Linked DNA regions of Mus musculus: region 2 is linked to region 1. A link is a loop called in an ENCODE intact Hi-C map of the cell type or tissue named here. Cell type or tissue: heart. All regions are shown on one strand.

Region 1 (4,000 bases):
AACAACTTGTTAATTAGATACTTATCTTCTCAGTTGCATCAATACCTATGATTGGTGAGTGCTCCATATAAGGGTGAAGATATCAGAGAGGAGTTATGATATGAAGGAACGGAACAACAGTTTGGAGGGGAAAATGTAATTATTATTTTATAATGGTCTGAGTATTGGTTAGGATGGCATGTTTGTTCACAGTATAAGTCAAAACAAAAGGAATAGGCAAAGTTATTTCTCAAGTTGTACATGATCAACATTTATATCTACACAAAATTTCAATTGAAATTCACCTCATTATTGTATTACTTGGCAATATCGAAAAGCTGTGTAATAATAATAATAATTAATAATAATAATACAAATTATGTTAGACAGGACACAAGGACACTTTCACAAAACTGGTTTTAATGTTAGTGAATTTTGTCAAGATCTTCTTTATGGTCTTTGATCAGCAGCACAGGAGCAAACAAGTTATTCACAGTAACTGAAGGCATTTGTGTCCTCCCCACACGAGCAGATTAAGAATCTGTTGGATTCCAGATGTTGGAACTCATCCACATCCCTTCGTCCTTTTATCTAAGAAAGGTCTGATTTCCATTCCAATGTTTCTTGCCTTTCAAAGAGCCTTAGTGTGTTCTTCATTGCCACACTCAGAAAGGCAACACGGAAATTGCCCCCAAGAAATATATAAGCAATAGGGGTCTAACTCTTCCCAACTTCAAGGACTCAGACTGAATGAGTACAGTGTTCACTCCCACCGAGCCAGAGAGCGGTGGGCACTCACACTCCACCAAATGTAAAACAAGGACATTCTTGTCAAGCTGCCTAGAAAAACTCTTTAATAAGCACAACCCGGAAAGCACTCCAGTAGCCCAGGCTTGCATACAGACCCAGATCTAATAAAATACCACATCAATACAGCAATGCTCTGCCCACCCCGTTCCCTTTCTCCTTCCATTAGTTTTATATCATTGTCTCACATTACCTTATACAAAATATTTCTGAGAAATATAGGTGAATGTGAGCCAAAATGCCACAATAAAATGTAGAGATGTGATGAATTAGAACTATGGGAAAATATCAAAAATTGACATTAGTAACGGAAATGTAATTTTAAAAATCACTAGCTTCAATACTTGAAGGTATGAAGCTTAAAAATCAATGAGACACTTCAAAACATGAGCTCTAATGAGAGGTTACTCCTGTGTTTAAACCTTAGCTGTCTTCCTGATGAGCTGTTTGACTTCTGTCTGCCTCAAAAAGCCTTGAGTGTCCATTTCTCATCTATAAGACCAGGGTAATCGCCCCTAGTCATTTCAAATTATATGCAATGAACTTACATGACAGCTGGCACAGTATTACTATGCAAAGTTTGTCAGTGTATTATGTTTGAAATAATCATATGGTGCCTTAGGAAAGATGTTAACAAGAACCCCGCTGTGGGAAGGGGAGAGGGAAAGCAGAAGATAGATCAATATAGGAGAAGCATGCTTATTTGATGTCTTGAAACGTAACTAAAAGAAGGAGATGACCCCACTAGATGTCTCCCTGATGTTCCAGAGTCATTATACATTGCTCACTAGGGGGTAAATGAGGCTCCACATCTTGTGTGGCTAAAAGGAATTAGATAAACTGTTTACCTTGCCATCTTGAGGGTTAGTCTTTAAATACTCTAAGAATTAAATTGCCCCCTTCTTATTTACAAGACTACAAGAGGAGGGTTTCTAATTAGAGAGGACACATGGTTACACTAAAAGATAAACCTTTGTTCCACAGAAACAAAAATAAACTTCCTTTTTAGATAAAAAAAAAAAAAAGAGAGAGAGAGAGAGAGGCTTTCCAGTCTCCTTATGAAATACTCAGAGAAAGTGCAAACTGGGGGAAGCACAAACCTAATGAATGCTGACAGACCAGGCCAGCTGCTACAGAGAGAACGGATTCTGCTGAGCCCTAGGGACATCTTTTCCGAAATTTCTTGCTTCTGTGTCAGGGAGATACGTAAGGACAGCAGTAGCCTGGACCATACCCAGTAGAAACAAACTAAAGATGTCTTCCTGTCCTGAATGTTCATTGACTTGTGATTTCTACTGAATTACAAAGTTCTAGTCATCATCCTTACTCAGAGACCACAGAAGGAAAAGGACCAGGAAAAAAAAAAAAAACAACTGTTTAACATATGCAAGTCTAAAAACTCAAAAGATCCTGCAGGCTGGCAAAAACAGAGGGGTCCCTTGTTTCACGATTCCCAACACTGCTTCATGAGGCTAAACTGGTTTGAAAATGATGAAGGCATGAAAAATACTACTCAAAATTCAAATTATTTCATGCCGCACCCTTTCATTTATTTTATTGCCTCAAGGGTGGAAAAGGCATGTTCTCCACTGACTGAAGACAAGAGGAGGGGCCAAGCTAATGCTAATGGGATTTCTGTGGCCAGAGCCCACAACCTGAAGACAATCTTGCACACCTCAGCTTAGAATTTACAAAACATCTGCAAAACAGAACAGTAACTGCATCCATGGAAAAGCGTGCATCATACTCATTTGACTTATGGTACTTACTAAACCCTACAAGAATATAAAACATAACTTCTAGACAGTGGCCAGTGCAGAACTGTCAATACAATTTTGAATTTCATAACCAAATAGTTTTAGAAATTACAAAAACAAAACCAAACAAACCACCAAAACTAGAAAAGAGGGAAAGGTGAAATATTTCCAGGGTTATTGTCCATGGCAATGAAAAAGACACAATATATAAACACCTTCCCTGAAACAAAGGTGGCTCCCTGGAGATATGCTACTGTTATTTGTTACTTGACAGAACATCCCTGAAGTACTGAAGCATCCCAGTATCTTGAAATGGACTCAGAAGTGCTCCAGATCTGATTTTATAAAATGTCCCTCTTCAAACTAGAATGTTTCAGAGTTGGAAATAACAATAATTCTCATCAGCCAAAAGCAATTTTAGTTATTGAATCTACTACAGCATCATATTTAAACCTTTTAAGCTTATCAATCAATCTTCAAAATCTCTCTCTCTCTCTCTCTCTCTCTCTCTCTCTCTCTCTATATATATATATATATATATATATATATAAAACAAAAAAAAATCACCAACTTTTTTCTTCAGAGTCTGAATTTCTACCATAGAAGACTGTCCACAATGGGTTTGCCAAGGCCAACTCTCCTTGAGAGAACTGGAGGAATTTTCTCCTAAGAATGACAGTGAAGTAAAACTTTTTGCACACAAGAAGCCTCCTTGAAGACCACTCCATACTGATATGAACTGTCATGTCTTTATCATGAAATTCTTAAAGTATTCTCAAATAACCTAGGCTTACATATTTTAGTGAAATATTTAAAAATACATCCTAAAACACTATCATTTCTTGCCACTAGCATATACCACAATTATTTTTTAGCTATTTTATTAGAATGCTTTCTATCTTAGCTTTACTTTCAACTGCAGAATTTGAAGACAATATTTCTTTATAATAACTTATTCAAATCTGACTATTTCTCTTACCTTGGCTCTTTGGTTCTTTTGTTTGCTTAATATCATATTTTCCTCTTTATTTCCTTCCTTCTTTCCTTTCCCTTCCCCCAAAGCTCTTTACCTGCCTCTATCTCCTAGTGCTCCTTCCTCCCTCCTCCCTCTTGTTTTTGAGACAAGGTTGCTGTGGACAAAGAAGCTCCTGTTACCCCCCAATTGCTAAGACTGTGTGACTCTGTGCCACTAAGCTGGAGCTGGAATCTGGAATTGAGGCTTTGGGGTGTGCTCACTAGGTAAGAACTCTACCAATTTCTAGATCTCTCACCCCAACCATATCTGTGAATAATGGAATCGTTTAGAATGAAATCCACCTGTTACATAGAAAAGAGCCATAAGGATGTTGATGGATTTTTGGTTTTGGTTTTGGTTTTTTTTGTTTGTTTCGATAAAGGACAGCTAATGTAAAACATTAGCTTTCTATCTTTCTCCATTTGACACTACAACTCATGTT
Region 2 (4,000 bases), 57 kb after region 1:
CACTGTGTTTAAGTATTTGTTTACTAAGAGGGGAAACTGGACAACTTTAATATTATAGTTCAAATATCTGGAGATATTTGCTAGCACAGAAAAACAATTTCTTTCCACAGACTCGACTTTCAAAAATGCCAAAATTAAAAGAAAAGTTTTATTCATGCCTTGACACTGCACTAAACTCTTGCCATACATGATTCATTTAATACTCTCAACACCATCATGTAGATCCCTCTAATTACCATTACTTTACTAATGGAGAAAACTCAGTCATAGAGTAAATAATTTCCTCAAGTGTAAAAAGAAGTGGGTCCGAATTCCAATACAAAGTTGTAGACTTTGAAAACTGATAGCCTACCTCTCATAGGGCACAGCTGTATAAGTCACTCTTCCTCAAAAAAGGAACATACATAAAAGGACTTTGTAAAGTACACCCTGGCAAATACTGTCTGATAGAAAACTATCATGTTTGGGGCCTTCAAAGTTAATATATAAGTTGAACTAAACCCTCGTTTTTCAGTAAACCATTTTCAAATCTCTTTAGAATAATCAGAGATCAGGACTCACAGAACTCCATGGGTTTTTAAGGAGAAGGAACATATCTTTGGATTATTGCCACCCAATTCTGAAGGTGAATTCTAGTAACAATAATAACCATGAGGCCCACTCACCCCAGATATTTAGTAAAATAATCTGGGCTTTGTCATTTTAACCAGATCATCTTCAATAATATAACCTGTAAGGCCTATCAGTAAGTCTGTATGAGTCTATTTTTAGTACTAACCACTAACTTTATCATCAAGAAAACCACTTGAAGCTTTTAACAGTTGATGGCTGGTACACCAGCAAGACACACAGGAGCCAAAATTCTTGACAGCAAGACATATCTCAAGCAATCAATGCATTTCTTTCCAAATTGTACCCTCTGGGCATAAAGTCCTCACAAAATGTTACAAGTATTTGTTCATATATATATGTTCAACTTGTGGCCATCGGTCCAGGTGCTTCCCATAATAGCCACAAATGTAACCAACACAAATATAAACTGCTTGAAAACATTCTGAGTTTTTTTTTTTTTTTGCATGTCATTTATTAGTAAATAGACTGGATAGTTTCCCAAGCACGAAATTGGGAGACAAAAATGTCACATCACAGCAACAAAAGGTTGGACATGCCTTCTAGAACAAGCATCTTGACAGATTCTCAGATGGCTACATATAAAACTATAATAAAATCTTCAATACTATATAGAGTGTTCAGAGTATATGTGAATGAACTGAGAGAAAAAAAAACTGACCGTTTTGGATATTTGTGTCAAATAAATAAATAAATAAATAAATAAAAGTCCTAAATGCTATAAGTCCTTAACATATAATAGACTCAACAAGATGCGTCAGCTTTTCCAGATTCTAGGTTCTTTCAATGGAGAGAACCAAATATTTTGTAATTTTCTCCCAATTCTACATTGTTACTTCCATCCTAACTTTGTGTCATCTCTTAAAATTATTTAAGTCACCATATTTAATTCTCTTTACCTTCTATCATAATTACCAGACGGATTGAGGTGGCATTTATGAATTGCCACTTTCTCATTTCCTTCGTTGCTGCTCTCTGAGGTCTCAGTGAGGCTCTGGGTTAGGCCATTGCCCGCCCAGGCCATGCCCCGCCCAGGCCATGCTCCGCCCAGGCCATGCCCCGCCCAAACCATGCCCCGCCCAGGCCATGCCCCAGCTCATTTCCTGCTTCTGCTGCTGGCACTTCCCACCAGAACTCATGAGAAAGATACAAATCCATTCTAAGGTGCAAATTTAAAATATTTTTTTAAAAAGAGCACCACACTTAAAATGTTTGGCCTGGAACCAGTTTCAACCAACCTTTTTAAAATAATCTGTTTACAAACATATGGATTAAAATGAAAAGCATCATGAAATCACTTGGCAGGAAAATACTAGATTTGGAGAAAGAATAATGATTTGGAAAGAAGCAGAACAAAATTCTGAAGTCCGTAAAGCAACATAATAGAAATGAACTTCTCTTTGTGAAATAGGGCCTAGATTACTACATGGGAATTTTAAGATGTTTTATCTAAAAACCTAACGATCATATACTATTAATATGAGGTTAATTACATGACCATGACCTATGCTGGGAGGAGAGAAATACTATACATTTAAGGGGAATATATTTCAAATCTTTTTAATGTGTTATTTCCTTTTCTAAAGTAAAAGAGAATTTAATCTCCACTTGAGGGCCTACTTTTGTTATATTCCCGTGGAAGCTTAGTAAAGACAAGACTAAAATTATCCTTACGGCTGCTTCTTCCTCCCTATGCTATTGTTGGAATTAGATAGAGCTTGATTTCTTTTTAATCAGTTATTTCCTCTCGTTCTTTCCAACACTGGGCAGCCTTTCTATCCTCACAACTACACAGCCAAGGAGATGAGTCACAAGTTGTCCTGGCAATAGATACTTATTTTCTTCCCCAAGAAATTAATATTCTCAACTCCACTGCAAGGAATTAACAGCATCATGTCTAAAGGTGTGGCAATATGTGCCCCTTGCCTTTCTTACGGATATTAATCTGTAACCATATGAAACTATAAGAAACTTAAAACTAAGTATTAACACCTCCGGTGGAAAGGAAAATTGTGTGCTTTTTCATACTCATTCTCTGATTCTTAAGAGATAAACATAGATCTTTTTCACATTTTTTACAGAAACTTTTCATAAGAGACAAATATGTACTAGCCTATCTGCTCATGCTTTTTTCCAATACAAATATTTTTCCTTTTTTAATTCGTGGATCTTTGATAGATTGCAATATTATCACAGAAACAAATCTTTGATGTTTTATAGTTCATGAGCAAGGCAAAGATTAATTTTATTCAGCCTATCTGCTATTAATGGATATTTAGATGATTTTTAATTTTGAACTGTTATAGACCATGAGGTAACAAGCACACATGTGTGGGTATCTGTTGAATATATGGAATTTCTGGTTCTAAGAGCATATGCACAATTTTCATTGCTATGGAATTCCCTATCATGTTCCATTGAAGGTGTAACAACTGGAAATCCCATTATCTAGCAATCGGCCCATTTGCTACTGAAAATGTGTCCCCCATAGTTGGTTATAAAAACTAGGCTAATGCTAGTTTTTTTTTTGCTAGAACTTTTTTCTGTGTTTAGCAAAATGTCCCAATAGAATAGCCCGCTATACAGCTGGCTGATTCCAAATCAGTCCTGTAAACAGCCCCGCCTGCCCATGGTTTCCGAGTCGCCTCATGGCTCTTGTTTGATGTAGACGGTGGCAGAGCCATTGCTTTCCTGGTCAGATGCTCCATGGAGGAAGCTATAGTCCTCCCCGTCCAGCAGTCCAGCAGCTCCTCCTTCAGCTGTGACGTGGTCATTTTCTTATGTCCTTTGTATTGCTGAGACTTAGCCTTTTTCTTCTGTTTTGAAGAAGCTGATTGGCTTTCTCTTGATGACTGTGATGCTGGAGGCTGTAGTTGATATCCAGTTAACTGACACCACCCTACAGGATAGAGGTCAGGGGACTCACAGTCTACCCACTGGTCATACTCTTCTTCCCAACCATCAAAATGTATCCTCAAGAGACGGTGAATAATTCGAGTAACTGTGGCTACACATATTAACCGTGGCTCCATGAGATCTACAGCTTCTAATTTCATTCCTACACGGAATCCGTGGTTTGGAACATCCTTATTAAATAGTTTTACTGGTGCTGCAATGGAGCCGGTTTCCCTGAGGTAGTCAAACCATTTAAAAGGAAGTTTTGTGTAACCTCTGGGTGGAGTCAGTTCTATCATGTTAATTTCACAGAAACCCACAGGGAAAATGGAAGGAGAGGTTGCATGATAACAGAACCAGTCAGATCCATCTGCTGCTTCTGAGCCATCAATCCCAATCATCAGGAATCCATCAGCCAGCACCTTTCTAATGGTGGCAACACATATTGTAGAAAGATTTAATGGGTCTATAGCTT

The links. Hi-C counts contacts between places; a loop is a spot of excess contacts. Peaks named below come from ENCODE experiments on the same cell type or tissue, not always from the same donor. Only the 100,000 strongest peaks of a DNase experiment are listed, where the experiment ranks them.
Region 2: it touches region 1 in a loop (2.2-fold over the local background); 2 of 42 quality-filtered maps call a loop at or near these places.

Annotation. Positions count from the first base shown.
Region 1 is chr15:40,727,020-40,731,019 of GRCm38, reverse strand. The region is part of intron 1 of Zfpm2 (zinc finger protein, multitype 2); the gene reads right to left. Among named protein-coding and RNA genes, the nearest start is that of Gm33353, 13 kb to the left of the region's middle. In heart, no CTCF peak of the experiment used is centred here; a DNase peak (open chromatin) is centred at 1,919.
Region 2 is chr15:40,670,316-40,674,315 of GRCm38, reverse strand. All of the region lies in intron 1 of Zfpm2 (zinc finger protein, multitype 2), which reads right to left. It also overlaps the pseudogene Gm18285. Among named protein-coding and RNA genes, the nearest start is that of Zfpm2, 17 kb to the right of the region's middle. In heart, no CTCF peak of the experiment used is centred here; no DNase peak of the experiment used is centred here; H3K27ac peaks cover 674 bases.